Linked DNA regions of Homo sapiens: region 2 is linked to region 1. Evidence: chromatin loops called from intact Hi-C (ENCODE). Cell type or tissue: heart right ventricle. All regions are shown on one strand. Links, peaks and the distances in the headings refer to the core of each region. The heading gives the core; the rest is flanking DNA. Region 1 has its middle 47 kb from the start of PPP2R2B-IT1. Region 2 overlaps PPP2R2B (protein phosphatase 2 regulatory subunit Bbeta).

The links. A loop is a pair of places that touch in the nucleus more often than their neighbours do. Peaks named below come from ENCODE experiments on the same cell type or tissue, not always from the same donor. Only the 100,000 strongest peaks of a DNase experiment are listed, where the experiment ranks them.
Region 2: a loop joins it to region 1, with 2.3 times the contacts of the local background. A loop is called at or near these places in 2 of 110 quality-filtered maps.

The regions. Positions count from the first base shown.
Region 1 is chr5:146,958,805-146,975,086 of GRCh38, reverse strand. It overlaps a transcript of PPP2R2B not described here. Among named protein-coding and RNA genes, the nearest start is that of PPP2R2B-IT1, 47 kb to the right of the region's middle. In heart right ventricle, for the core only: CTCF peaks have their summits at 8,640 and 8,844 (motif pointing right); a DNase peak (open chromatin) is centred at 8,836.
Region 2 is chr5:146,673,675-146,689,956 of GRCh38, reverse strand. All of the region lies in intron 5 of PPP2R2B (protein phosphatase 2 regulatory subunit Bbeta), which reads left to right. Among named protein-coding and RNA genes, the nearest start is that of PPP2R2B-AS2, 120 kb to the right of the region's middle. In heart right ventricle, for the core only: no CTCF peak of the experiment used is centred there; a DNase peak (open chromatin) is centred at 6,866.

The sequences.
Region 1 (16,282 bases), core at 4,158-12,157:
AGTTTATGTAACACTACTGAACTTTGTATTTAAATGGTACATTCTATGTGTTGTATCACAATTGCAAAAGTTTTTAAACTTATGAAATTTAAAAAATAGGCGGGGCACGGTGGTTCACGCCTGTAGTCCCAGCACTTTGGGAGGCAGAGGTGGGCGGATCACGAGGTCGGGAGATCAAGACCATCCTGGCTAACATGGTGAAACCCCGTGTCTATTAAAAACACAAAAAAATTAGCCAGGTGTGGTGGGGGGCACCTGTAGTCCCAGCTACTCAGGAAGTTGAGGCAGGAGAATGGCGTGAACCCGTAGGCGGAGCTTGCAGTGAGCTGAGATTGCTACACTGCACTCCAGCCTGGGTGACACAGCCAGACTCCATCTCAAAAAAAAAAAAAAAATTCCTTTTATTTCACCATACACATTTTTTTAAATTATACTTTAAGTGGTCAAAATTTATTAATTTATTAAGCATATAGTTTGTGCCTAGGATTATGCTAAACTTGAAAACACAAAGATGAATGTGACTTACCCTCAGCTCTTCCAGTGAAGAAATAGATCAATGTGACAGTTGCCTGAGTTGTACAGAGCCCTCCTAGGGAGGCAGCAAGCCCAGTGATTCAGGCCACCAACCCCAGCACGGGACTGCCCTATCCAAACCCACCTCTGCCACTTACTGCCTATGTGACCTTCAACTGGTTACTCATACTCCTTGGACCTCCATTTTCTAATGTGTGAAATGGGAGGAATAATGAACCCTGCCTCATGGCTGGTTTTAAAGGCTATATAAATTAATGTATGTTAAAGGACTTAGAACAGTATAAAGCACACAGAAAGTACTATTAGTTCATTAGTAGTAGTGTGAACTAAACCTACTGTAGAACAGAGTCCTTTATTTTCTATTTTGACTTTTTTGTTCTTTTAAAATATGCATTATTGCTGTTATTTACCTTTAAACTCAAATGATACTTTCTTGCCCGGATTCCAAATAGATCTACAAGAGTTTACTCTTTTCTAACTTAATCTACTTAGTTCTTTACTCTCTAGAAAAAACAAATCAATAACACGGAAAACCTTAAAATTATCATTTTGTTCATCTGCCTCCAGATTATTTCTGCAGATTTTAAAGAAGGATGGGCCTAGGATGGAACTCTGGGGAACAAGGATCCCTTACCCTATAGGCTTTGCAAATATTGTCTTCTCAGATGAGTGCCTATTATCTATATGCATTGTTTCCTTCGCTAATGCAGTGACTGACCCTGACAGAACTGTCCTCTCCAAGAACATGGAAACTTGTGTTTCTCATTGAGTTTTGACACAGAACCTTGTCAAAGATGTTTTAAAAATATAAGTAGGTTATACCACTTACCTCTGTTGTCAATGTGCCCATGTACCACCTTAAAGAATCCTAGCCTCAAATACTATCTCCTCTCATATAATCAAGTGGCAATTTCTCTCCAAATTTGGGTTGAGTTATACGTGAGGAATTACAAGCCATGGAATTCTTCTCATAACCCCAATTTTGTAGCTCTAACTGTAGATTTAAAGTAATGCCACTAACCCAGTGTGACTCAAGGATCTGCACCCTTATCTGCCACTTAGCTATGACCTGGGGCCACGCTGCCCTTCGGCTGCTGCTGAAGTAAGGTTAAAGAAAGGGTAGCCCAATGTGCCAACAGTGGCTCAAAATGAAAATTGTGCTTGGAGATATTGAGGTCAATCTATATGAACAATAATGTAAAATATGAGAGTTTATGTTGTTTTGCTTTATCTGTCTCTATGGAAAGAACATGGGAATTTAAATTGTCCAGGGCTGAAGCCCCTACACATTTTTCCGGCAAAATTATCTATTGCACATCGATAAAATAATGGAAAATAGGCCATAAATTGCTACTGGGACAACCAAGTAACCACAAGAAAAAGAAAAAGAATCAAATCCTACTCATTTTTATACCTAAATAAACTCCAGGTAGATCAAAGACATAACATAACCTCAGAAAAAGGATACCACAGAACATTTTTAAAGATCATCAAGAAATAGGTAATATATCTCTAAGTGTGATAAATAAACCATAACTCATAAGAGAAACTAATACATTTTATTACATAAAATTTTTAAAATCTATATGGCAAAAACACAACAGAAAAAATAAGAAATGGTAAGCTGGGTGAAAGTTTTTAATTTGCATTACAGAGAAAAGGCTTATTTCTCATAACAACTGACAAAAATAAGATTGATTAGAAGTTCAACAGAAAAATGTCAACAGTTCAGAAAATATAGATGGTCCTTAAGCTTATGAAAAGATATCCTTACCTATAAGATAAATGCTAATTATAATTACACTAAGATTTCCCTATTTTGTTTTTGTTTTTGTTTTTTTGAGATGGAGTCTTACTCTCTTGCCTAGGCTGGAGTACAATGGCATGATCTCAGCTGACTTCGACCTCTGCCTCCCGTGTTCAAGTGATTCTCCTGCCTCAGCCTCTTGAGTAGCTGGGATTACAGGCACCCACCACCATGCCCAGCTAATTTTTGTATTTTTAGTAGAGACGGGGTTTCAGCATGTTGGTCAGGCTGGTCTCGAACTCCTGACCTCAGGTGATCCACCCGCCTCAGCCTCCCAAAGTGCTGAGATTACAGGCATGAGCCACCGTGCCCAGCCAACATCTCCCTCTTGAGTTTGGGCTTGACTTAGTGATTCATATCCAGAGATAAGTGTGTGGCAAAGGGAAAAAGAGTAACTTTACCATGAACACATCTGGCAAACACTACCTTAAATCCACAAGGTGAACATCACCAGTGATAAGTCATGTTGATAACACCTACCATCTGATATGACATGAGGAGGGAACTTTACCTGTGAAGTGTTCCTTCCAAAAACTAACCCCATTCTAATCATAAGACACATATTTGACAAACCCAAATTGAGAGACATTCTACAAACCACTGACCAGGACTTCTCAAAACTCTTAAGGTCATGAAGAGCAAAGGAAGACGGAGAGACTGTCAGAAACCAGGTGAGACTAAGGAGACAAGATGACTAAAATGCAATATTGCCTCCTAGATGGGATCCAGGAATATTAGTAGAAAAACTGTTAAAATCCAAATAAAATTTGAAGTTTAGGTAATAGTAATATATTAATGTTAGTTGCTTAGTTTTGATGAGTGTACCATGGAGATATGAGATGTTGCCAAGAGGGGAAACTGAGTAAGGAATATACAGGGATTTTCCATACTATCTTTGCAACTTTTCTATAAAATCTAGAATTATTCCAAAATAAAAAAAGTATGTTAAAGATGTAATTTTTACCTATAGGTACCACAAACATAAAAAGTTTGATAACCTAATATGTTGGAAATGCTGTAGGAAAACAGTATTTCATACATTTTTGGAAGAAGTATAAATTGGAACTTTTAAGAAGATCAATTTGGCAATATCTTCAAAATAACAACTGAATTATCACTTGACTCAGCAGTTACATTTCAAGAAATTTAATAGGTATACTGCTGTATGTGCAAAATATACAAGATTATTCATCATAGCATTATTTCTCATAGAAAAAGATTGGAAATAACTTTGCACATCACTAGGGACTTAATGAATTGTGGCGCATTCTTTCAAGGTAAAATTTGCAATTGGAAAAAAGACTCCCAACATAGAGCGTAAGTTTTTAAAAAGGCCAAGATGCCCTAGAGTGGATAGTACGTTACCATGTATTTAAAGAGAAGGGGACACATGTTATATTTTCTTGTGTGTGCATTAAAATGCATCTGGAAGGGTAGACAAGTAGCTGGAAAATATCATCTGTCTCCAGGGAGAAACACTGGAATATGCCGAGAGGGAAAGAGATCTTTCTCTGTGTACCTTTTAGCACATTTTCAATTTTTAAAGATATGAACATATGTCCTACCACATTTCACCAAATCTATGATGCTATCAATGAAAAGATGCAGCATTCTTTGTACAACTAGGAGCAAAAAGTTATCATTAACCTGTGGAATACCACTGATTATAAGATAAATCCTGATTTTAAAATGTGCAGCTTTGGAAACAACAAAATATAATTTTAAAATAGACTTTGAAAAATGTTTCGAAGGGATCTCTGTTTTTCTATGCATAGATCAAAAGTCTGAAGGGATATACAACAAATAGTTACCACAATTATTTCTAGATAGCTGAATACTGTGATTTTTATTTTCTTCTCTGTATTTTCTAATTTTCCTACAGGAAAAAAAAAACATTGCTTTTATGATTAGAAAAGAATGTTAGTAAATTCATTGTGACTGTAAGTTTTACGGGGCAACTCCTCAATTACCTAATTTGTGGTGAGGGAGTTTTTAAGAAGGTGACCTTCTTATGAGCCGCAAGTTCCTCACCACCACACCTCCCTTTACCATCTCCTTTGTAAATTCCTCTTCCTGTGACTTAAATATTCATTTCTGAGGGGTCTAACCTTCTGGTCTTCCCTTCTTCTTCTTCTTTTTTTTGTTTTTTGAGACTGAGTCTCCTCTGTCCCCTAGACTGGAGTGCAGTGACATGATCTTGGCTAACTGTTAACCTCCAGCCTCCCAGGTTTAAGCAATTCCCATGCCTCAGTCTCCCAAGTAGCTGGGATTACAGAAGCCCGCCACCACGCATGGCTAATTTTTTTTAGTAGAGATGGGGTTTTGCCATGGTGACCTGGCTATTCTCGAACTCTTGACCTCAAATGATCCGCCCGCCTCGGCCTCCCAAAATGCTGGGATTACAGGCATGAACCACCGCACCCGGCTGGTCTTCCCTTCTTAGTCTGTATTTTGACACAGAAGCAGACCAACATTATAGTTCAGGGTGTAGGTTCTGGTGCCAGACTCACTGGTTTCAAATCTGGGCACTGCCACTTACTGTGCAGCCTTGAGGAAATAGTTGTTCTCTCTATGCCTCAGTTTCCTCATCTGCAAAATGGGAATAATAAGTATACCTACATTATAGGGTGTCAGTAATGAGTAAAACAGTGGGAGGATGTAAAGAGGGTGGATGGTGCTGGTGGAGTAAATGGCCCAGAAACTTTAGTGATTCTGATGCATCCTGGATGATTACATCCATACACGTGGCTTTGGTTAGCATCTATGTATTCAAAACTCCGAAATTCATTTTCCAGCCCAGATATGTGCCCTGAGCTTCAGACATAAATTCAACTGCTTCGTGGATATCTCCACTTGGACATTCACTGCGATAAATGTAATCCATCTAAAAGAGAACTCATCATCCTTCAGGTTAATTACCTGTTCCCCTACCACCATCTCCACTTCCATTCATTTACTTGGTTGCTTTTGTCAGAAATCTGAGTATCATTCTTGACTTTGTTTCCCTCAGCACTCCTTCCACCCCAAAAAACACACAAATAATCAATCACTTTGTCCAGCAGGCACAACCTCCTAAATGACTCTTGATTCTTCTGTTCTTTGCCATCCCTGTGGCCACTGCCACCAGGCAGGCAACCTGCATCTCGCTCCTGGATGGCTGTGGCATCCTGGGTATAGCCTTGTCTAGCCTCTCTCTTTCCTATACCACAGGCGGAATGATCTGATAAGAAATCCAATCAGGGTGCCCTCACTTATATAAACTGTCAGTAAGTACTCACCATCTTTAAGACAAACTATTTTTGATATGGTTTATATGTCCTGGCTTTGTACTCTCCTCCCCCCAATTTTATCTGATGTGACCACCTTACCTTCAGCACTTTATTCCAGCCATAATGAAATACTGTGTATTTCCAAAAGTTTCTGTGATCTGGTTTCACTCCAGTCCTTTGCACAGGGCCTTCCTCCATCTGGAACCCACTTTCCACCCTTCATATAGTTAATATCTATTTTCCTTCAGGTCTCAGATTAGATATTTTTGTCTCAGAAAGCTTTCCCCAAGCCCAACTCTTGACTGGATCTGCCTTCCAAATGCTCCGATGGCATCTTGATCTTACTTCTTACAAAGCAGTTCATACTATGAGAGCTTTTCCCCAACTCAACTGTGAACTTCTTCAAGTAGGAGCCTATGTCTAACCAGTGGTAGGCTGGAGTTGACAAATACCCGCTGGCTGGCGCCACTTGTTAAACGTCCTGAATTGTTTTGAACTGGTTGTTAAGCATAGCCATTATAAAATATCAAATTATATAAGTAAATATTGTATATTCAAAATGAAAATAATAAAAGCTTAAGACTCATTTCTTCCTAATTACTAGATTGTACTATAATCTATACTTTTGAGATGATATACATTCATGTTGTACGTCTCTCCTCAACTCCATGCTTAGTGGCAAAATATTGGTAGCTTGAAATTGGCCACGATGGTCTTATTTGCACATGAAGATTGGCAAATGCTATAAACCAAGGCTTGATTTATTGTTAGTTAATTGTCTAGACTCAAGAAACTGATGGAGAAATGTCAATAATGCAGATTAAACTTTAAAGCGTGTCATAGTATCTGTGAACAACACAAAAAATTAAAGAACTCTTCTATTATTGACACTTCAATTCAGCAAAGAAGTAGCTCAGGTCATTAACAGACGACACTGACATAGATCTTCGTAGTTTCAATCTTGTCTTATTCATTAATGTAAAGGAAAATGCAACCAGCATTCATGTTAGCCCGACACATAGCAAGCCAGTTGGCCATCACTTACCAGCACCCCACTGTATCTAACCCACTTTGATGTTCCCAGCACCTGGCATTAACCTGAAACAGAGGTGATACTTAGCAAATGTATATTCAAGACAAGATTTGTCAATTTACAAGTACATAAATATATGAAAACATGAACTAATGAATACAAGGAAGCCCAGAATGTCCCTAAACACCATCACTGCCTATTTATTTGGAGGAAAGGTTCAAAAAAGGGTGGAAACTCTGAACTGATACCCATGGAATGTGGAATGACTTTGCCACTGTCCTTTGAGTGTTGCCTGAGCCCCTTTGCCCAGGTCAGTGATCCAGAACAGACAATTCAATAAGTACAGTGTCAAGTTTCCCCAAGGGCATGTGGATGGCCTCTACATAACTTTCAATTAACACGTAATTGGCAAGATTGTTCTAGATTCATGGGGCCTTGGTTGTGTTCCTTTAGTGGTGCATGCGGCTTATATAAGCTGAGTGGGCTGTCTTTGAGAAATGTCCAGACCTTGAAGGGAAAATTTTCCTCTTTTCCATCACTAGCTTGTTTGCTGCAGTGAGGATATTTCTGGTTCTTGGCTGAGTCGGTCTCTCTTTTTGGCCCATGTACCCCTAGGGAATTGCTGCTGCCACAGATGGAAACTAATTGAAGAGTAACCGTAGGCTGGGACTGCAAACCGGGAGGGAGGAGGGCTAGCTGCAGGATGCCTGGCATCTCTATGTATTCTGACTTCAGCACAGTTTCTGAGCTTAAACATTCTGGGAAGTGCTTTACTGAGTGGGGCTGCCCCTGAGGTTTTCTGAGGGCCTTCCCTTACCTGATGTCAGCAAAGGAAATGTCCTGGATATAGTCCCCTAGGATGGCCACTGGTGCTTAGGAGTGTATCCTGGAAGGAAACTGCCTGCCTAGGTTCAAACCAGCGCTCTGGTTTAGAATCCAGGTAACCATGGGGAAATTACTTAACTTCTCTGTCCCTCAGTGTCCTCATTTATAAAATAGGAATAATATCAATGGAACCTATTTTACAGGGCTGTTATAAGGATTAAATGAGATCATTTGAACCCTGCCTGGCACATAATAAAATCTTCAATAAATTGTAGCTAATTTTTGTCTTTGAAGTGAACGTGGAGGAGACATCTAGAAACCAATAAAGACCTGGCTACAAGAAAAACCAATATGAGATTTAGCTTGGGAGAAAGGCTTCTTACAAAGGCTTAACCAAAACTCAGGCCTGGGTTTCCAGGACCGAATTAAGAAAGCCCTTTTTTATCCATGTATCTAATAGAGGGCAGTATGTTGCAGTGAAAACAGCAGGGCCTTTGGAATTAGACAAGACCTGGGTTTTAAACCTGAACTGAGTGACTTTCAGCAAATTGCTTCACTTCTATGAGACTCAGCTTTCAAATCTGTAAAATAGGTGAAACTATAAGAAGGATTTCAAAAGAGAGGATTAAATAAGGTATGGCATTATAATACTGAGCAAAGGGGAACCATGCTTGTTGAAATTGAAAGATCAATTCTAAGCCCTAGAAATTACTGATCCTATGTGGGTGGTGACATTACCCCCACTAAGCAGGCTGATTATAGAGATTAAATGAGGTGATCTATGTACAGACCTTAGCTCTGTGCCCGGCAAAAAGTAGGAACCATAAACAATAACAGCAGTGATTATTGGCATTGTCATTGATTTTTTATGCTATAGGCTACACATATTTTTGTGCTCCTACGCTGTGCCAGGCCCAGTGTTAGGTACGAGGGATACGTAAAGGAATAAGGCTCACATGGCCCCACACTTGGCTGCCTTCCGTTCTAGTTAGGGGCAAGAGAAGGGGATGGGAAACAGAAAGAAAGTAATGTTTTCAGACAACGATATGCTTTTGCATAAAATAAAATGGTATGATGGATTAGAGTGTTGAGGGAGGGGCCTTAGGTCATGTCAGAGGAGGCCGATCTTTGGCTCTGCTCACATAGCCGCAGTGTAAGAATACAGTTCTCAGGTCTTTGTGTCAGTTTGACAACTGCGCGAAGATAGAGGGGAGTCTACATAAGCAGGAACACCCCAGTATCTCCCTGGGCATGGCTGCAAGTCAACAAGCTGAAATCAGTGTGGACAAGATGGACACAACAGCCTCTTCCATGTGTGACCAGGTGACCTGACATAACCTCCGTGATTTCCTTACCTGCATGTGACCAATTCATCCACTAGGTGGCAGTGTTCAATAATAAACAATGACAACATTAACGAGCCTCTGGCCAACACTAATATCGCAGGCAGCCAAAGGACCATTAGCTAAGAACACCAACTACGGTTTTCCTTTCTAATGGGTGTACAGGATTCCAATTCCTGGCTTTGGTATGGTGACAATTTTCTTCTCAATCTCCTTGCATTTTATGTCTGAAATAGATAATGTTTTTAATTGCCATAACCGACCACATATTGTATGCCTGGGGAATGTACAAAGAGCTTTACAAACATTATTGCATTGCATTGCTGTACCAGCTTTGCAGTGAGTCGTACGATTCCCACTTTATAGATGAAGGATCTGAGGATCAGCGAGTAACACTTTGCCTGGATGCACAGCTGGTAAGTAACAGTGCTGGGTTCAAACCTGGTATCGGATGTCAGAGCCTAGCTATTAACCATCATGCTTTCCTGCTATGGATTTTAAGAAGAATTATTATCAAGATAAGTGCATTAGTGCAAAGTAAATTATCTCTGATATTAGGGCATTATATTTGTACTTATAATACTAGCATTCATACTACCAAATGGAGGATTTATGCAGCACTCACCTGGAAGCTGACGCAAAGCAAGCGGGGCCAGCGACACTTCTGCTGATACCTCAGGACAGGGCAGGCATATAGCAGCAGAGTTTTCTGACTATGACTGACAGTTCTGACAAGGTATCTTAGAGGAATGGAGGGCACACTGTCATTATTTTCTTTTTCACGGATTAAAAAAACAAGTCACAGAGAGGGAAAGTTGCTTGCCTGAGGTCCCACTGCAGTTCACCTGAACCACTCTCTGCACTTTCCCATTATCCTGAAAACTGGCTAATCAGAGAAAACCTCAACGTTCTGAACAAGTAAATGATAGTGTGATTCTGGGGAATACCTTCTATGATGTACTGGCAGATAGGGACAAATTATGTGTATGTATAAGAATTCTATAGCTTGAAAAATATTATTATTTTATTTCTGGAGGAAACAAACATATGGCTTAAATTTTCATCTTATATATTTTGAAGGGAGTTGGTGGATGATTTTCTTTTGGGAATCTAAGCCTGATTCTGCCATCAAACTAACTGAGTGACTGTGAGTAAGTTATTCCTCTCTGGGCCTCAATTAAGAGGATGAGATTAAGAAAATATAAACACACAGTTTGTCATGATGTTCTGGTGTGTAGCCCCATCAATTCCATATGTTTAGGTGATGGTATGCTAGAATTGGAAGGAAAGTTAGAGACAAATGGTATATTATCTTCATTTTACAGATGGGAAAACTGAGCCCCAGAGAGGAGTGACTTGTTCACAGTCACCCAAATAATAGATGGCAGGACCAGGCCCAGATTCCCAAAAGAGGACCCTTTGTCAACTCCCTTAAAAATATAGGAGATGCCGGTCAGGTGCGGTGGCTCACACCTGTAATCCCAGCACTTTGGGAGGCGGAGGCAGGTGGATCACGAGGTCAGGAAATCGAGACCATCCTGGCTAACACGGTGAAACCCTGTCTCTACTAAAAATACAAAAACTTAGCCTGGCGTGGTGGCGGGAGCCTGTAGTCCCAGCTACTCGGGAAGCTGAGGCAGGAAAATGGCATGAACCTGGGAGGCAAAGCTTGCAGTGAGCCAAGATCATGCCACTGCACTCCAGTCTGGGTGACAGAGCAAGACTCCGTATAAAAATAAAAATAAAAATAAAAATAAATACAGGAGCTGAGAACTTAAACCAGAAGCTTTTCTAGAGTGGGCTGTTGCGGGCTGGTCCTGCAAGATAAAAAAAATATCCTAAGGTTAAAAAATCTGCGAAGCACCAAGTCAAACTATTTAGCAGGACATGCCAGAAGCGTTAATATGCTAATGTTTATCATAAATCTCCCAAAAGGGAATTAGAGTATTTATATTTTGCCAAAATTGTTTAACCTCAAACTGTTTTTTCATTTTTTTCTTTGACTGTCAGATCTATGAACAGCTCACACAACAGTGTTTAATGGAATGCAACTGGGAAACACCAACTTAATTTTTGTTTTCTCAGTTTTCTGACGTATTTAGCCGTGGAATCTCATGTTTAAGAGGATAATAGGATAAATGTTTTGGGGAGCATACTTAGGAATGGCTTCACTGAGCAATGGACAAGGCAAAACTATCTTTGAACCCCAGTGTCCAGCTGACTTAAGGGCTACATTTGGATGGCCTACATGCCTGGAGAAGGTCAAGTATCATCAGAGGAAATTCAGCCTTGAGAAGGGTAAATTATTCATAATAGAGAGCTGTCTTTGTAAGAACCTTCTGAATGAGACCTGAAAGGTCAAGCTGTTACAATTGTTCTTTTTAGAGGACAACTCCTTTTATACAATATTTGAGAAATTAGCACAGATAGTAAGAGTTTAATACAATGAGTTAGGGAGTTAATGTCATTAAACAAAGCCAGAATTTTAGAAGTCAGACCAATATGGATTTGAATTTAGGCTGTGCAAGGTGTTAGCAGTGTGACTTTTGGCAAGTTACTCTAATTGACCTTCAGACTTCTTAAAATGGGGATAATAACATTAGTAAAAATTGGGATAATAACATTATCTATGGGAAAAAAAATGAAGACAGGAAATTGAAGGTGCCGTATATGTTCAGAATAATTGCTGATAAACCCCTTGGGGAAAAACTTGGGACCCCAAAGAAATGCTCAACTAACACAATATGTTCAATTAAGTGTTCTGCAGGGCAAAAGGATAAGAAATTCCAAGTGTGAGTGGAGGACTAACCTGGAAGTTCAGGTAGGAGCCAGTGAGTGGTGAGGCAGAGAGCAAGACAGGAGAAGGGGAAAGAGAGAAAAAACCTCACTTCACCCTCCAGATCCCTACTCCGTGGTGGTGCTAAGAAGAGGAACTCTGAGAATAAAAATGTTTGGGAGGAATTTTCACATGAAATTCCCTAGGCGATGTCAGCCCAATGTTTCACTACACAAAACCTCCATGAAGACAGCAAATCTCATGCAATGATTGTCTGCACTGATTCTGATTTTGATTTGATTTGATACCAGGTTATAACCACCACAGAGAGTTGTATAAGGACTCATAGGAAATGCCCCTAAATGGGAAGCAAAGCAAAGAGCTTGAGGTGTAGCTCACTTTATACAATTTGTTCTTGAATAATTGCCCCAATCCAATTTGTACACATTGAATCTTTTCTTGTTGAATTGCATCATCATCTCAAAGATGAGTCAGCACAGTAAAGGGGCCTGTGTTCTCTATTCAGCTCCACTAAGAAAGTCTGAGTGCCTTAGCCAGTTGCTCAGTCCACTGGGCCTTTGTTCATTCACCTGTAAAACAAGAGGTAGCAGGCATGGTGACTTATGAGACACATAATCTCATAAAAATGAGTTTGAAGTCATTGAGACCTGAGTTAGAGTCCCAGCTCTGCCACTATCTAGCTTTGGGCCTTTGGCAAGTTCCGCAGCGAACTTGAGGGTGATGAGAATCAAATAAGGTTATACTTGTAATTCTGAAATGGTATCTCTGATTGGGTCATCAATTGGTATTGGCTCCAAGGACTTTTTGCTTTAAGGTTGTTTTTTTTTTATTATTTTTATTTTTGCCCAGTCTGGAGTGCAATGGCGTGATCTTGGCTCACTGCAACCTCTGCCTCCTGGGTTCAAGCTATTCTCCTGCCTCATCCTCCTGAGTAGCTAGGATTACAGGTGTGTGCCACCACGCCCAGCTACTTTTTGTATTTTTAGTAGAGACGGGGTTTCACCATGTTGGTCAGGCTAGTCTCGAACTCCTGACCTCGTGATCCACCCGCCTTGGTCTCCCAAAGTGCTAGGATTACAGGCATGAGCCACCACACCCAGCCGCTTCCTTGTCTGGTTTTAATGCACACACATTCTCTTTCTCTCTCTCTCTCTGTCTACCAAATTCTTCTACCTTCTTCTGAAAAACAAAAGAGAAAGGAAACATTGGAAGCAAAGAGGAGGGAATGGGAAGAGTTGGCATGATCAATTTGAACTGACCCAAAGAAAAAAACAAGTGTATTGTGCTTCACAGCCTAAGTGTTTCTAGGGCTCAGAGTACACGTGTGGAAAGAAGAGCCCCAGCCATGTGCAGACTCAGAAGACCATACTAGATGGGAGTATGGGGGCAGGGATGTTGCGAAGAGTTTATTAACTCATTCCCTTCTTTTTGAAGTTCTAACTGGTTAAGAAAATTAATCCCAGACTAGCTAAATAAGCTTTTGCCAAAGTGTTTTCTGTTGAAAACACCTTAGATGGTGACTCCTTAATTCATTCTGTTCTCTAGGGACACACACAAGCAATGACCAGGAATTGCCAAAGCTAAAGTGAGTCAGACCACTTTATTTGACTAATAGGGACACCATAGAAAATCCCTTTTGCTTTATGATCCATTCCTTTGAAAAAAAATCTCCTCCATGGGGGACCAGTGTCTTCCTGACTATGGATTGCTTAAGTTTAAATATCCAGTACTGATGTTGGGCAGATTTTGGGCTGAATGCTCTCTGTAGATGACTGAACCAAATTTCAGGCTATAAAAATGGGTTTTCAATGGGTTAATACTCTTAACATATAAAAGGCATCACCAAACAAATATGAGGAAGGACAAGAAAGTACAATTTATGAAAAAGAATACACACCTGATAGTTATATGGAAAGGTGTTCAAGCTTCCTAGTAATTAAAGGAACAAAATATTAAAATAACAATGTGGTGCTAATTTTTACCTATCAGGTAGGCAAAAGTTAGAATCAAAAATAATATTTAAAGTTGTTACAGATAGAGCAAAATAGACACTTTTTTGGTGAAATAGTACATGAATACAATCTTTCTAGACAATTCATCAGCATGTAGCCCAGGCATTAAACATGCATGCCACTGGCTCAGCTATTCAACTTCTTGAATTTTATTCTAAGTAAATAGTCATAGAAACATAAGATTTACCTACATTGGTGTTCATCATAGCCTTCCCCCTTCCTAAGCGTTTTTGTTGCTGTTATCGGGACAATTTAAGTGTTTATGAAGATGATACTGATACAATTATGGTACAACTGCATAATGGAATACTCTGTGTGCTTTAAAAATGATAATGCAAATACATATTTACAGTATAACTGGAAAAAAGCAAATTATACAACTAAGGTAATATTTCTTTAAACAACAATGGTAATAACAATAATATTGTTTTCATAAGAGGATAAAAGCTGGGGCAAGAGTTGTACAAAAATGTTAAGCCTGGTTGACTCCGGTGGGATGAAGAATAATTTTTACTTAAAATTATTTTTTCTCTATTCCTGGAATTTTACAATAGGCATACATTGGTTTTATAAATCATATAAATTAAAGCATCAGGGAGGAGCTGTGAGGTGTACCTTCCACAACGAAAAAGGGCTTGCAGTTTCAGCATGCAAGAAATCATGCCTGTCTTTTTATTTGATTTTAAAAGTTACTACTTTTCCTCAAATATGTAAAAATCTGTCATCTAGGATCTACGGCTGATCCCCTGCCTGAAAGACACATTAACCAGAGCTCAGAATCTAATTTGGTTAGGTTTTTGACTACATTGCTTGGTCCATTTTCATGCAGGTCTAATGGTTTTCCATTCTAATTACTGTGCTTCTGTCTTCTGTCCTGCTCAAACTCTGAGCGACTTTTATTTAAAAGATCTTGCACTTTGGGAGGCTGAGGCGGGTGGATCACGAGTTCAGGAGTTTGAGACCAGCCTGACCAACATGGTGAAACCCGCTCTCTACTAAAAATACAAAAATTAGCCGGGCGTGGTGGCCTGCGCCTGTAACCCCAGCTACTCAGGAGGCTGAGGTGGGAGAATCGCTTGAATCCGGGAGGTGGAGGTTGCAGTGAGCCGAGATTGTGCCACTGCACTCCAGCCTGGGTGACAGAGTGAGACTCCGTCAAAAAAAAGCATGTGTATGTCTTTTCTTTACACATGTAACCAGATAGTATCTGAGTGATGAAATGCCTTTTGTAGCAGAAAAAAGGACTAGGGACTATCCTGGATACTCTCAATAGAGCCAAGGGAATCTGAGTAAGAACCTAGGAGGGAGAATTATAGTCAGGTAGGTCTAGAACACAGCTGGAGGTAGATGACCTCTACTCATTAAGTCCTGAAACAATGTAGTATTATCTAACACAGCCATCCCTACAGAGGGTTAGGAAAGAAGGGTTTACAATTTTGCAATCAACTAAAAGTGATCATGACATTTCCGTGCTTAAAACCTATCAATGGCTCCTCCATGGCTTTCAGAGTCAGGTTCAAAATGCTTAGCTTGGGAAATATGATCTGTCTCCTGCTGACCTCTTGAGCTCTGTCATTGTCGTCTCCCTACTCTGCTTCTAGTCTCCCTTGTTCTTCCTTAGTATGTCAGCTGGTTCTCCTTTCTGTATGTTCCCCCAGCCAAACCTGGAAAGCCTTGCACAGACCCATCATCAGCATAACAACTCACTTACAGTGCTCTTGTCTATTTGTCTGTTTCTCCCATCCTCCTCTTCCCTTGCCTGGCTTACTGATGCTAACTTCTTCAGTTTCAGCACAGTTCAAGCACCTCTTCAAGGACCCAGAAACCTTTCCATTGTCCTCTCTGTCTCATTCCCAGCTGACTTAGCTCCTGCCCCCCAACCCTGCCTGCAGTTCCCCAGCACCACCACAGTGCATGCATTTATTCATGCATGCATATATAAATATTTGTATTCTCACTCTGCCAGGCAATAGGTGAGGTACTGGGTGGAGATAAAGCAGAGTAAGGCAGAGACTCTGTCTTCATGGAGCTCCCAATTAATCATAGCACTTGATACCTATACTACAATCACTGTTTCCTTCTGAGTCTCTACCAGACTGTAAGCTTTCTGAAGGCAGGGATTATGTCTCAATCCCCTTAGAGTCCCCAGTCCCTGAAGCTTCAGGCACTCAGTAAACACACATCGGTCATTAAACAATTGAATGAAAACATTAATGCTAGAAGGCATGTTAGGTAGGCAGGTTTTGATTATTTACTATAAAATTCTATTTAGTTTCCAAGGACTATCATATTTGAAGGCAAAGACTTTAGACTTAGAATTTCCAGGTTTCTACTATACTCTCCCTCTGAACTAAATTGTAAATCTGGATGTCAGTATATTTTCCTAGATATTTATTAAAACACCTTAAAAATATTGGCTTTGGTTAGATTAAGGCTACTATGTAAGAACCAAATGTGAAATAAACAAGATCTCAACAGCTTTTTTGAATTGTTTGAATCCCACCTCCAACTACTTACTAAATGGATGATCTTGGGCATGTAATTTAATTTCTCTGTGCCATAGTTTTCTCATCTCTGAAATGGAAATAATAGAACCTATTGCATAAGTTTGTTGTGAGGTTTAAATTGGTTAATACATACAAAGAGCTAAGTTCACACAAAG
Region 2 (16,282 bases), core at 3,237-11,236, 280 kb after region 1:
ACTCTGTGCTGACCACCATGCTAGACTATTAGGTGTTTACCCTGTCCTAATGGGCACATGGTCTTCAGTTGAGCTGCTTCTGAGCTCACAAGCATTGGCGACTCTGTTTCCTCTGATCAGCCTATGCTTTCAGCTCTGGAGAACCTCCATGTAAGTCCACCTTATCATTCTGGGTGGACTTGGCATAAATCCAGGCTTGATGCTCTGAATGTGCAGGGGTTTTGGAGGCTGGAAAGTAGCGTAGTGAAGAGTATTATTGTTGAGTCAGTCCAGCCTGGGTTAGAATTCTGGCTCCGTTACTTTCCGCTAGTGACCTTGGGCATATGACAGTCATATATCACTTAATGATGGGAATATATTCTGAGAAATGCATCATTGGGTGACTTCATTGTTGTGAAAACATCATAGAGTATACTTATGCAAACCTAGATGGTATAGCCTACTATATACCTAGACTACATTGCCTGTTGGTCCTCGGCTACAAACCTGTACGCCTGTTCCTGTGTTGAATAGTAAGCAATTATAACACAATGGTATTTGTGTATATAAACATATCTAAGCATAGAAAAGACACAGTACAAATACAGTATTATAATCTTATGGAACCAGTGTTATTGACCAAAACATCATGTGGCATGTGGCTATATTTGAATACCTTGTGCCTCCAATGTCTCATCTATATAACGGGGATGATGATAGTCACTGCTTCCTGGAATTGTTGTGAGGATTCAATAAGTTATTTTGTGTAAGAAACAGCTTAGCCTGTGTAGTGCTGGCTCACAAAAAGCACTCAATGATGTTAGTTCCCTTCTGTTGTTTTAGTATTAATAACATCATCGTCATCATGGCTATTATTACCCCCTACTGATAGTGGGCCTATATATATGAGACAATTCAGTTATTTTTCTTTTTATACTTTTTATACTGTTGTATTTATTCTACAAACTACTCACTGAGATTTACTAAGTGGCAAACACCGTACTGGCAATATATTGGGAATAAGACTGTCTTTTGCCCCTCGAGACATGGCAATCTTATGGAGAAAACAACTGGATTAAGTGCCACGTAGAGTTTATACCGTGAACTTCTGCCCAGACTTTACCTTGCCCTTGTTTGCTATGTGGATGGAATTTCTCAGATGACATCTGTAGACCCCACCGTGGAATCCTACTGTCCATGGCATCCTATGGGATTTCATATATCTGTGCTTAACCCCTGGGAGAATTCCATCCCTATGATAAAGAGCAAAGAAGGTCTATTCAGTTTCCACGAGAGCAGAGATCCTCCCCATGCCAAGCCAGTGATGCCAATGAAGTGGACTTCAGATGAAACAGAGAAGGAGGCCCTGAGGTGTGGCTGGGAGTTGGAAAATTCCAACTCTGGTTCTTGCTTTCTTACTAACCAGCTGTGTAACCTAACAACCTAACTGATGAATTATACTTCTTCCCTCCAAGCTTAGTTTCTAAGCTGCCAAGCAGAGGACTGGGAAATGTAAATTCCTGAGACCCACTCCAGAGAGGAGGCCCAGAGGAATCTGCATTTTCAACACTTGACCCTGGTGGCTGAGACAAGGGGGTCTGCGGTCACTGGACTCTATCATCCCTAAGGCCCATTCGAGCTATCATTTTTTTTTTCAAGCTATCATTTTTATGAACCTGTTATTTTTTGGAGAGACATGTTATATTTGCTATATAACCTCTGTTATATTTTGGAGGGACATGTTATATTTGCTATATAATTATAAATACCAGTATCTGTATTTACCTCCTCTCCTTTCCTAGGCTCTCAAATATCCTGCATTTCAGTGTAAACATCCACACCACAGCACTCTTTAAACACTGAAAAGTCCAGCTTCCTTTTCTTTTTGATCCCAGTGGTAGAAGAAAAAAAAAGCAGGCAACCCTGAAGACTAGATTCAGAACAATGACTCCAAACAGAGAATGAGCTGACGTGATATTAATCAGACTATAATTTACTAACACGCTCTCCTCTTGAAATGTGCATTGCCAGCAATTGTGTCTTTTTTTCCCTTCCCTGTACTATGATTACTTCTTGCTCACTTTCATAGTTTCCAGTTCTATGTGGGTATTGAGAGTGAGAACATTTAATAATACCCGACAGCTAATTAATCCTTACTGTGTAATGAACCTGTTCTGTTTCAGCGCTGAGAGACTCAGCTTTTCAAAGCAAGAATGTGACTATATCTTTCATAGAAGATAGCCTTTCAAAATCAATCTCATTACCAAAAGAGCCCATGAGAAGCATGTCTATGAAAACTATATCCCCTGCTCAATATCATAACTTAACATAAAGCAATAATCATGGTAATAATTTAATAATAATGCCTTACAGTTGTACCATTTCTATTACAAGCGTTTTCTCACCTAGTCCCTTGATTCATCTTCAGAATAGCCAATGAGGAGGGCAGGACAGGTATTTAGCAGGTGAAAATGCGGGTATCTAGCACTTATTGATCATTTGCCATATACCATGCACCACGCTGCACTCTCTATCTGCACTAGCTACCTCAAAGGGTGTTAAAATGCCCATTTAACAAATGAGGCTCCAAGCAGTTAAGTAGAATACCCAAGATCATGCAGGGCTGAGAACCAAGCTTTGATCTACTTTGCTCTGGGACCTGAGCCCTTCGATCCGATGCAGCCTCAGAGAGGGAAAATGACTTACCCAGTATCCCTCAACTGGTTATTCCAGGACTGGGACTAAAAATCAAGAGTTAGGCTCTTAAACTTAGACATATACATCTGGGCATTTGAAATGTTTGTCTTAATAATTAGTGCCATTATTATTCCAGGTGAGGGGATTAATCGATCAATCGCTCCCTCTCTCTCCCTCTCCCTCTCTTCCTCTCCCTCTCTCTCCCTCCCCCCACCACTCCCCGCTACCACTGTCCCTGCCACACACACACACACATACACACACACTTACACATTGACTTTCCAGATCTCTGACCTCAGCAATGGAGAAACAAAGGCCTTGAGGTCCCTATGCAGTTTTACTTCAGAAGACCCTCCATGCCCTTCTTCCCCAACCTCCCGCTGCCCAGGAGTAACAGACCCTTAGAGCTCTTTCTAGGTAATGGGAGCTCATCGTTAAAGTGACTTAATCAGCCTGAAATGGAAGTTGGGTGGTGAGAAATCACACTTAGCATACTTCTCCCTGCAGGGTAAGCCTGGAGGTATTCTTTTTCTCATTATTATCAGCTGCCAGTGCCCTGGGAACCTAGGCCAGGTTGAAATCGGCATTTTTACCTGTTACAAATATGAGCTCCCAAGCTGTGACTGGTCATAACCTTCCCAAAATGAAGGTGATGTGATGAATACAATTTTTCGAATGGATTTTATTCAAACATGCCTTACAACAAATAAAAATAATTATAGCAACCATCTATTGAGTGCTTACTATGTGCCAGGTACTAGATTTTATATCCTTAATATCACATAGTCCTCATAATATCTCTCTCGGTTAGGTTCTATTTTTCTCTCCAGATCATCTGAAGCCATAGCCTCCTCTTCATTTCAGTCTCTGCTCAAGTGCTACCTATCAGGCCCTCCTAGGGTATCCTATGGAAAAGAGCACACCCACATTTCCCATTCATTCTCTCTGCCCTTTTTTGCTTAGCTCTTGTCACTGTCTAGCATTTTCTTCGCTGTCTGCCTCCTCTTCACCCCCAGTAAACTGTAAGCTCCATGAAAGCAGGGACTCTGTTTTGTTCTCTCCTGCAACTCCGGCACCTGGAACAATCCATGGCACATGGTAGACTTTCAGTAAATATCTGTCAAGTGAACAGATTACACAGAAATGGAAACCGTGTTTTAGAGTAGCCAAGAAGTTTGCCCAAAATCTCATGGCTAGAAAACGGAAGAGCTGGAATTCAAACCTAGTCCGCATGACTCCAAATCTGATGTTTTTCATCTTATTCTCTACAGCTCTGCTTTTTAAGAAAATATTCCTGACCATGGGGCAGGAATGTTTTATTATTGATTGATGTCTCTCAGAACGTTTTATCAAAGCTCTCTTAACATACAAGCTAGATTTTGGTGGGGTGGAAGGCGGGGGGTGAGGGCTGCAGAGCCTTTTCTGCCACAGGGTGGGTACACAAGGGATGCACTGATTTTTAAAGGAAAGATCAAATGACATCATATTTTACACAATGGCTGTTTCTGTCCTCCTGTCAGCACAGGACACTCACAGTCTCATGAATCTCCAGAACTAAACTTTTTCCACTTAAAATGACCCTGATGTTAGCAAATCCCATTGGTGGCAATTTGGACACAACCATAGGTACCGTCTAAGACACTGGCCAACTGGCATTCAGTTTTACCAGCTCTGACTCCTGAATGAGGACTTCCTGAGGACCATTGCTAAAAGGTCATGAGATTAGGCAAGTTGACTGAAAAGACTAGCTAGTTTTCCCAAAAGAGAGATCCTCTGAGTGAAACAGTTTACTTGATTTGTCTCCTAGAGAACTGATTAAACAGACTATTGGTTTAGGCTTACTAATAGTAGCAACTGTGCATATTCAGCCTTTCTTAGTGACAGGCTTGGGGCGCAGTTGTTTGATGTCCTTTCTTTATCATCATTCTGTGACTTAGGCATCCTGCCCATTTTAGAGATGTATAAACAGAGGCTCAGAAAGGTAAGTACTGGCTTAAGGCCTTGCAAATAGTAAACAGCAAAGCCAAGAATGGAGTCCAGAGCTCCAGAGTCTGTCTGACTCCAGAGCTCCTGTTCCTCACTATTATTAGGACTATTTATGGCATGGCACTTGATTTAAACAACAGTGAGGATGACAACATCTGATGTACAGGACTTTTCCATGTATTTTGTATCTCAGTGTCTACTATGCTACACACTGTACTAAGCATGCACTACAAAGTGTGGCTCTTACAAAGATGAATGAAACACACTCTCTGTCCTTAGGGGGCATGGAGGAGACAAGTTACAAGTGGCTGAAACATAAAATGAATTCAATCATTGGTTCTTAAATGACTGTGTGCCTCATGGTCACCGGGGACTCTGCCTAGAACATAATTTCTGGCCTCGTCACTAGGGATGCTGGTTTAGAAGGTTTGAGTTGGACTCTAAGAAATGACATCTTTGACAAGGCCCCTCCCAGAAAATGCCCAGGTGATTCTGGTGCAGGTGGTCCCTGGACCACACTTTGAGAAATCATGGAGAAGGATAACTGTCCTGAGAAAAGCACAGAAGATAACCATGGCAGTTCAGAAGAAGCACAAAGGGAGGAGACGGGATTAGGAAGGAGTTTCCACGATGCATCTGGAGGGTAGATGGGCTTTCATGTTGGGCATCTCATTTGATGCTCCCAAGGATCCTTTGAGGCATACAGGATGTGCATTGCCATTTCTTTCTTTCTAGTGGTGTGGATGTGATTATCCCATTTATAAAAGAGGGTAACTGGCTCTGAGGGGCCAGGTATCTAATCAGGATCACACAGCTAGAAAGAGGCAGAACTGGGAATGAAGCACGTTCTGTCTGTCTATAGCCTTTAGGCTTTCTTGCTCCCTCTGAGGTACCTATGTCGTAATACTCATTCTGGGAGGAGGGGGAACCCCAGGCCAGATTTAGTGCAAATTATTGGTTGAGTCAGGATCAGCCTTTACTGCCCCAGGTTTTAATTTTCGGTATATGCTTTGATAACTGAGGCCTCTTAGGACATAGATACAGCCTTCCTCTACCATTTTTAATTTTTTTAGACTTCATTTTGTGATTTATTGCTGCTCTGGGGGCTTCACATCCAATCCTTTTATGGTTTCATCTTTCCTTTCCTTACATTTGTTGCATATAACAATGGCGTGTTTAGCTACTGCAGTGAAAAATCAATCAAGCCTATTCCATATTCACAGGCTTGCAATGGCACCAACGGCTCCTGGATTAGATTAACTTTGTGAATGTGTCATTCTAGTATGGGTAATTTCTCAACCTTCGCTCTATCCTCCCCATCCTGCCTCGGCGGGTGGATATTGAGATCTCTCATTGATTGACTGCCCTGAAAGTGAATGCTGGCATGTGATGTGTGTAACTCAGTGGGATGCACATACTCTGTGTTTATGAAAATAAATAATAATTTCTGTTATCATTATTGATTGCCATCATTATCTGATTGTATCTGTCAGTGTCATGGGGTTTCAGTTATGGGATCAGAAAGCCCTCCACGAGAATTTAACCACTACCCTCACTGACAAGCCTTTGTGTTTTGACATGTTTCGCCTTTGGGGGATGAGAGTTTGGGATGTTTCTGTTCTGCTCATTGGCTAATATTTTTGGCTAATGTTCAGAGACATGATGATAATTGAGTTCCATGTCAGCCAAAGGAACTACTTCAGTTGGAATTAAAAGAGAAGCTAACATTTATGCTAATGTTCCAAGAACATTTTGCATGCATTGGCTAATTTAATCTTCAAGATAAACCTATAACATAGGCACTGATATTATCCTTATTGTAGAGATGTGATAGCTGAAGCCAGGGAAGTTAAGGAACTTGCCTTAGGTTAGACGGCTAGTAAGTGGTAATGCTTGGACTTGAGTGCACGTCTTTATGACTCTAAAACCCAAGCTGCTGTCCTGCCTCTTGTACTAAAATAGAATGCCTAATATATGCATCTGAATATTCAGTGTAAGCCAAAACACATATGAGTAAGCAGGGGCTGGAAAACAACTTTTCAAGGAGATTGTAAAAGTTACTGGTGCCTTGGGCACAGGTGGGCTTTCTGTTTAATTTTGGGAAAAGGCGGGGTAGGAAGGGTACATGAAACTAGGTCATGGCTTACCAAAGCTGGATGATCATCAGACTCTGGGAACATCTAAGTCATCTCCAACCAAGTGACTCAGAATCTCCAGGAGTGTGGCCAAGACACCCACCCGTATTTCTCGGCCATATTCTTGGCCATCCTGAAGATCAGATGGGTTTGAGACCCTTTGGCATAATGATCTCTCTACTCAAAAGTAGAGATTCTCAGATTTGATTTTTAAAATCCCTTCCTTTTTCCTCTTGTCTCCTCCTGCCTCAAGGTTCTGTATAGATCAGTCTGAGGACAACATTATTATCAAAATGTGGTTGCCTTTACACTAAGAGAGTGATTTGATTTAGAATGAGCATCCATGATGATTCTGTGATTGTGAGCTGTTAGTGCCTTTTATAACTCAACTTCTTTCCCCTTCTTACTCCTGGTCAAGTCATGGGGGACAGCCTACTTAGTTGCCAGTGTGCTATAATAGTAACACTATTGCAGACATTTATTAAGTATGTATTATGTGCCAGGCCTTCTGCTAGGCAGGTACCATCTCACTATGCCCAGACGGCAGCCTGTGGAGTGGGTACTACTGTTATTCCCATTTTGCAGATGAGGACATTTGATCTAGAGAGCTATAGTGACATGCTCATGTCTATAGCTACTAAGTGGCACAGCCATATTTTTAAACCAGGTTCAAGCTGACTCCAGAATAATAACTATACTTTCTTACAGAGGTTGGGCTGATAAAGTCACTTGTTGAAGTGTTTAGCATAATATCTTGCCATCAATAGACGCTTAGTTTATGTTAATCCCTTTCTCCTCTTTTTTCCCATCTTGTCTTTTACCTAGAGACTAGGAGTTTCAGGAAAGCATGATGAATATATTGAAAAGTTCGAAGTAGTATTACATCTAGAGACTAGCAATTCATTATGCTTTGAATCTGCCTTTGTACTGACTCTCCTACGCTGCCTTGCATTCAGAGTGTATTCACTGACAATAAAATATTTTCTTTCATCCCAAAGGTACCTTTGTTATGCTGCACTTACCATGTAGTAATTAGATCCAACATAGACGTAAATATAAGCAGAACCCTATACCTGGTTTAGGATCGAGTTCTCTTTGTCTTTTGCTCCCAAACCCTTTGGAAGGTGTCCATGGCTTCTTGAATGTGATAGGAACTAATAAAGGACACCTCCCATATGTACACTCAATGGCAGTGGCAAGCTGAGACGTCCACTAGTGTCAGAAAAAGAAAAGAATCACATTACAGAAGAAAATCTGGATGTTTCCATGGCCTCTGGTGCCATTTATCTTGAGATTCCCTGGCCATAAAGCCTGATAGTGTTACAGGCTCTGACACATTGTCTTTCCCTAACCTTGGTTGTTAAATGGTCTGAATTTCAGAGATGTGGGAAGGTTGACAGGGCAGAGTTCTGGCCTTTTTAGGGCTTTGCAAGTAAGGATCTTGTCACCATTCCAAACCTGATTCACACTGACCCAGATAGGATTTTCTCAAATGAGAAGTTATTAGAGTGATTCTCCCATCTTTTCATTTAAAGGGCTCTCTGTATACTTTTCAAAGGAAGTGAAAAATCAAGGATAATTGGATGATTGAAGGAGAGAATACTTTTATTTTCTGAATTTTTCAGATGAAATTATCTGAATTATAAGCGTAATGGGAAAGACATTCAGCCCACACCAGGTCCCATTTCTGAAGTGTGAGCTCACTGTTGCTAGAGCAATGGGTGTGTCTCCGGTCCCCGAAACTACACGTGCATGTGTGGGTGCGTGCAGGCATGTACATGGCATACAACACCCAAGCAGGGCATTGCTCAAGAATCCTAAAAATGTTAACAAAGTAAAGAGCTGACTTTTATTTATTTTTCAACTAGACTTTACTAATAGAAGATCAAAAATACATGCCTAGATCCCTTTTTGCTACTAGGTTATGCAAAGAACTAATTTGAAATCAGTAGAGGACTTCTAGGGCCTCTGCTCATTATGCATTAGGATTTTTGTAGAAAATAATTAGTGCAAATGGATTTGGAATCCAACTCAATAGAGGACATGATCACTTTGATCCTAGTACGTTGCAAGCCGGGCTTCGACTGATGCATTGATGTAAGCATTTTAAATACCAGTCCTTACCAGAGAAAAATATTTTAAATATTTCCCTAGGGGTAGTGTGCATAGCAAGATACTATCTTGTCTTTGACGCATAAAAACAAGATCTTGGTTGGAGAAAACTACTTACAAGGGTGGTTTCATGTTAAAGGAGACTGTTTTCAACAGAAAAATATATTTTATTCTCTGGTTTCCTTAGAATGGTTTAGCAACAAGGAAAGGAATTTTCTACCTGAAAGGTGTTAGGTTTGTGTTTGTTTGGGTGGAAGAAGGTGGGTCATGCTCTTGTAATTTGTTGTTGTGATCAGATGAGTTTATTTTCTTTTTACCAGAAAACTGTTAAAAGCAGTGGTACACACATGCATACACACACTGTCTCACACAAATGTCTCTGGCTCAAGTAATATAGGAAACCCTAGCTTAAACACAGTTAAGCAAATTTATTTACTTCAGGATTTCTGGGAACTTTTTTTTTTTAAGTGTGTGCAACGCTGTGGTTTTTTTTATTATTATTATTATACTTTAAGTTTTAGGGTACATGTGCACATTGTGCAGGTTAGTCACATATGTATACATGTGCCATGCTGGTGCGCTGCACCCACTAACTCGTCATCTAGCATTAGGTATATCTCCCAATGCTATCCCTCCCTCCCCACCCCACCCCACAACAGTCCCCAGAGTGTGATATTCCCCTTCCTGTGTCCACGTGATCTCATTGTCCAATTCCCACCTATGAGTGAGAATATGCGGTGTTTGGTTTTTTGTTCTTGCGATAGTTTACTGAGAATGATGATTTCCAATTTCATCCATGTCCCTACAAAGGACATGAACTCATCATTTTTTATGGCTGCATAGTATTCCATGGTGTATATGTGCCACATTTTCTTAATCCAGTCTATCATTGTTGGACATTTGGGTTGGTTCCAAGTCTTTGCTATCGTGAATAATGCCACAATAAACATAAGTGTGCATGTGTCTTTATAGCAGCATGATTTATAGTCCTTTGGGTATATACCCAGTAATGGGATGGCTGGGTCAAATGGGATTTCTAGTTCTAGATCCCTGAGGAATCGCCACACTGACTTCCACAATGGTTGAACTAGTTTACAGTCCCACCAACAGTGTAAAAGTGTTCCTATTTCTCCACATCCTCTCCAGCACCTGTTGTTTCCTGACTTTTTAATGATTGCCATTCTAACTGGTGTGAGATGGTATCTCATTGTGGTTTTGATTTGCATTTCTCTGATGGCCAGTGATGATGAGCATTTTTTCATGTGTTTTTTGGCTGCATAAATGTCTTCTTTTGAGAAGTGTCTGTTCATGTCCTTCGCCCACTTTTTGATGGGGTTGTTTGTTTTTTTCTTGTAAATTTGTTTGAGTTCATTGTAGATTCTGGATATTAGCCCTTTGTCAGATGAGTAGGTTGCGAAAATTTTCTCCCATTTTGTAGGTTGCCTGTTCACTCTGATGGTAGTTTCTTTTGCTGTGCAGAAGCTCTTTAGTTTAATTAGATCCCATTTGTCAATTTTGGCTTTTGTTGCCATTGCTTTTGGTGTTTTAGACATGAAGTCCTTGCCCATGCCTATGTCCTGAATGGTAATGCCTAGGTTTTCTTCTAGGGTTTTTATGGTTTTAGGTCTAACGTTTAAGTCTTTAATCCATCTTGAATTGATTTTTGTATAAGGTGTAAGGAAGGGATCCAGTTTCAGCTTTCTGCATATGGCTAGCCAGTTTTCCCAGCACCATTTATTAAATAGGGAATCCTTTCCCCATTGCTTGTTTTTCTCAGGTTTGTCAAAGATCAGATAGTTGTAGATATGCAGCGTTATTTCTGAGGGCTCTGTTCTGTTCCATTGATCTATATCTCTGTTTTGGTACCAGTACCATGCTGTTTTGGTTACTGTAGCCTTGTAGTATAGTTTGAAGTCAGGTAGCATGATGCCTCCAGCTTTGTTCTTTTGGCTTAGGATTGACTTGGCGATGCGGGCTCTTTTTTGGTTCCATATGAACTTTAAAGTAGTTTTTTCCAATTCTGTGAAGAAAGGCATTGGTAGCTTGATGGGGATGGCATTGAATCTGTAAATTACCTTGGGCAGTATGGCCATTTTCACGATATTGATTCTTCCTACCCATGAGCATGGAATGTTCTTCCATTTGTTTGTATCCTCTTTTATTTCCTTGAGCAGTGGTTTGTAGTTCTCCTTCAAGAGGTCCTTCACATCCCTTGTAAGTTGGATTCCTAGGTATTTTATTCTCTTTGAAGCAATTGTGAATGGGAGTTCACTCATGATTTGGCTCTCTGTTTGTCTGTTGTTGGTGTATAAGAATGCTTGTGATTTTTGTACATTGATTTTGTGTCCTGAAACTTTGCTGAAGTTGCTTATCAGCTTAAGGAGATTTTGGGCTGAGACAATGGGGTTTTCTAGATATACAATCATGTCATCTGCAAACAGGGACAATTTGACTTCCTCTTTTCCTAATTGAATACCCTTTATTTCCTTCTCCTGCCTAATTGCCCTGGCCAGAACTTCCAACACTATGTTGAATAGGAGTGGTGAGAGAGGGCATCCCTGTCTTGTGCCAGTTTCCAAAGGGAATGCTTCCAGTTTTTGCCCATTCAGTATGATATTGGCTGTGGGTTTGTCATAGATAGCTCTTATTATTTTGAAATACGTCCCATCAATACCTAATTTATTGAGAGTTTTTAGCATGAAGTGTTGTTGAATTTTGTCAAAGGCTTTTTCTGCATCTATTGAGATAAGCATGTGGTTTTTGTCTTTGGCTCTGTTTATATGCTGGATTACATTTATTGATTTGCGTATATTGAGCCAGCCTTGCATCCCAGGGATGAAGCCCACTTGATCATGGTGGATAAGCTTTTTGAGGTGCTGCTGGATTCGTTTTGCCAGTATTTTATTGAGGATTTTTGCATCAATGTTCTCTTAACCACCATGTTACCTGGCCTCCCAACAGCAATGGCTTTTAACCCTCTGAGCCATGGGGGCTTTATCCTACTTTAGAGACTTCTTGAAGCAGAAAAGAACCATTAGCCAATCCAAAACAAATCACTGTTCACAAATGTTTCCTTCTGTCTAACCTAACATTAATCTTACCTGCCACTTATTTAAAAAGGATTCCATACATATAGTCATGATGGACATGTATGGTCTCTGCTCTCATGGGGCTTGTAATCCAGTGACTAGGAATCTTTGGTTTGAAAATAGTCACAGCGGGCCAGGAGTGGTGGTACACGCCTGTAATCCCAGCACTTTGGGAGGCTGGGGTGGGTGGATCGCTTGAGCTCAGGAGTTCAAGACTAGCCTGGGCAACATGGTGAAACCCTAGCTCTACAAAAAATACAATAGTTAGCCAGGCATGGTGGTGCACACTTGCAGTCCCAACTACTTGAGAGGCTACAGTGGGAGAACTACTTGAGCCTGGTGCAGTGAGCCGAGATCAGGCCACTGCACTCCAGCCTGAGTGACAGAGTGAGACCCTGTCTCAGACAGAGGGAGGGAGGGAGGGAGGGAGGGAGGGAGGGATGAGTTTTTTAAAAAGTATAAGATCATAGCATGATACCATTAATGTGAAAAATAAAGCAATCCTGAACCGCAAACAAACAAACAAAAAAAAATGGTGACGGCATGTACTTCATTTGCCCCTGCCTAACATTACAGTCAATCCCATTGTGTATTTAGAAACTGCCTGAGTTCTTTCTCAACATTTTCTTCTCTACTCTGTGATCTCACTTCCTCTCATTATTTTCAGGGAGTGAGAGTTCTGCAACATTCAATTAAATAAGGACACTGACTATTTAATGCGAAAACATCCAGATACAAAGCGAAAACTCTGTCCAATTATCTTGCCAGTTCAAAACCAAATATACAGATGTTTAGAAACTTCTGAAAGCTTGAATTTTTAAATCATAGGCTCTCCAAATTCAAAGAGCATCTAAGAAAAGCATCCTATGAGGGAAACATAAGATCGTCAAAGCAGACAAAGCAGACAACAAAGATAGGAGTTCAGGAGTTATAAGGTTAGAGATTAAGATAGAAGTGACAAAACAAAGCCACACTTGGTTATCATTATTCCTTCCCATACTAAAATCCTTTACGCAGATGGACTCAGAGGTGACCGCCACACCAGTCCCAATTAGATATGCCGTTGCACTACTTGACGGTCAAACCAATTAAGAACATAAGCACCACCTCGGTTTCTTGCTATGCATTTTAAAAACTAATTCCACAAGCACTTATTAAGTCCCTACTGTAAGCCAGGTACTATGATTAGTCCTGGAGTTATAGAAGTGAACATGAAAGATATGGTTCCTGCCTTCATGGAGCTAGCCATCTCTTTGGGTTGGAAAAAGCATGCATAAAATGCTCCTAATGTAAAGCCGACAGTGTAATGGGGCCTCTAGAGGAAAGGTGAATGGTGTACAGGAGAGCAGATGATGGGGAGAATTTGATCTTTTCAGGGAGAGCAGAGGATAATTTCCTGAGCAATTAATATTTAAACCACAGCAGGAGGAAAGTAAGAAGAGGAGCAGAAAGAATGTTCTAGGCAGAGGCGGTGACATGCACAAAGCCCATCAGGTAGGAGGTAGCACAGAAAAACACAGTGTGGAAGGAGGGCCCAGGTGGCTGAAGCTGAGTGCAGGGGATGTGTGGTACCAGTAAGATGCAGGTGGTGAGGCAGCTTATGGCCAGATCATGCTGGGCACCATAGGTCTTGTTAAGGAACTCGCTTTTTTCCCCATGAGCAATGCAAGCCCTCGCTTCTCTGTACAGGTCATTTTTTGGAACAGCCCTACTTTGCCCAGATAGCTAAATGTTCTGCACTGAAGACAGGATGTTCACCAACATGGAAAAGCCGCCTAGATAGTTCCTGGCAGAAGAGTTTAAATTTAGGAAGTAAATGACATTTTGTCAGTTTGGCCATGTTGCCCTCTAGCCCCCAGCTGCCATTGTTTCAATACATGTCAGGGCATGGCCTCCACCGGGTTTCTCCAATATCAAGGCGTCCTCCCTCCAAGGTGAATCCGCCCATGAGTGATTGAATTGTTTGGAGGGTCATAGAACCTGACAGCTCCCTATTACACAAAGGAAAAGATAAGCTTCCGATTAGTCCTGGGGCAGGAGGAAGCCAAGATAGAGTGCACCTGTCAGAACTGCTTACGACATATAAATCATTACCTCAATTTTCTGTGCAAGCAGTGGGCCAGAGAGAGAGAGAGAGAAGTGACTGAGGTTGGTTAACAGTGCAGAACCATAAAAAAGAGCTGCTGCTTTCCTCCAAAGCAGGATTTCCTCTGCTGTCCATGCAAAGAAAACTGAGCCCCATGCCCAGAGGAACGACAAAGACAAATGCCCACTGGCTCCAGAAAGGGGCAATTTGTTTCTATGGCATTTGCTAACAGCATTTACTGCTAATCTAACAATAGCAGCCACCAAGGCTTTCCCAGACTTTAACAGGGAGCATGCTTAATATTGCACTTGCTATATGTTTCATCCTAGATTTCTCTACCTTGTAATTGCCATAACAATCATGGTTGTTATTGTTGCCATTTTCCTTTCATTCACTGGGCAAAAATCTCTGAGACAGACCAATTGCAACTAACCTGCTATCCCACAGTCCAGGATACCAGGGTATTTATAGCGGGGTGAGGGGGAACATAAAAACAAAGATTGAATGAAAGATAGCAAGTCAGAAGATGCTCAATAAAGATTCAAAAGCTTAAGTTGTTTGGGCAATACTCAGATTTTCATCACAATTTATGTTGTATAAAATACCAAGTATCGGCGGGGTGCAGTGGCTCACACCTGTAATCACAGCACTTTAGGAGGCTGAGGCGGGTGGATCACGAGGTCAGGAGATTGAAACCATCCTGGCCAACATGGTGAAATCCCGTCTCTACTAAAAATACAAAAATTAGCTGGGTGTGGTGGCGCATGCCTGTAATCCCAGCTACTTGGAGGCTGAGGTGCGAGAATCACTTGAACCCAGGAGGTGGAGGTTGCAGTGAGCTGAGATCGTGCCACTGAACTCCAGCCTGGCAACAGAGCGAGACTCCATCTCTAATAATAATAACAATAATAATAATATAATACCACCAAGTATCTAGCTGAATGTGAAAGCCTGAAAGATCCTAGTTGGAGAAGCGCCAACACTGAGTAACTACTAACTTGTACAGCAAAGCTCAAGAAATACTAAGTCTTGTGCTTCTTCTGGGCTACTCTAAACAGAGTGGATAACACTTTGGGGGAGACTGGTTCATTCTTCAGAATAGATGTAAACTAAGTTCCCAGAACTTTTGAGAGGGAGTTTGGCACCTACATTGAAAGGGAGCCACATGTTTGTCCAGCCCAGATATTCCTGCTGCCAATGATGGAGGAGACATTTTATTCCACCTTGGTGTATTTTAAAGGGAAGCATATTCTCAAAATTACAACACAACCCAAGATGTATGAGCTGTCAATTACATTCCTTAGGACCAGAAGGGAAATATATGAACAGACCCAAAAAGTGCATCAAGACAGTACACAAAGGGATGTAGGAGCTGAGGGAATGAGTCACATGGATACTTTAAAACAGAATAATTGTTTGTTCAAAATTGTGAGCAAAATGTTCTTACTGCCAGGAGAAGTGTTGGGCAGACTTATTTCTACTTATTGTGTAATAGGGGCAGAAATCCCATAGTTGAAATCGTCATGGGAGAGAGTCTAGGGCTTTAGAGTGACAACTCCAGGTTCATATCCTAGCTCTGTCTTTGTATGACTCTGAGCCTTTTACTTAAGCTCTCACCATATCAGTTTTATCATCAACAAAGTAGGGATAATATTATTTAAAGTATCTCATAGGACTTGTTATCAGAAAAAAATATTAGCACAGTATCTGGCTTTTAGTACTAACCATTCAATAATATGTAGCTAGCTCCAAGATGGAAATCAGGAATGCTCAGAACAGAGAGATAACTGGGAGACTCCAGTTGCTACTTTTGGATGGAAGAATACATTTATAAAAGGACAGATAAGAGGGAAGAGACTTCTAACTTGGTCGTATGGTCAGAGTTTATTTGCCTAAGACATACTGACCTCAACATGTAAGACTTCTTAGTGAATATTTCTATCCCTTGCTGGAAGAAAATTCCCCTGAGAATGGGAAACTGCAAGTGCAGATAAGATGATGATGAAAAAAATCCTCAGTTTGAGATTCTGTGGATAAAGGGAGGTAAGTGAGTTCAACCTCTAATGCCTGTTTTTGAAAGCTCAGTAAACTTTCAAGTTCTCACTGAGCTAAGAAAGGTTACATGCTCAGGAGTCACTCCTTTCTAGGGAAGAAGCTGCAGTTAAGTCTCATGTGAGGGGCCTCTGGGCTGATGGCAG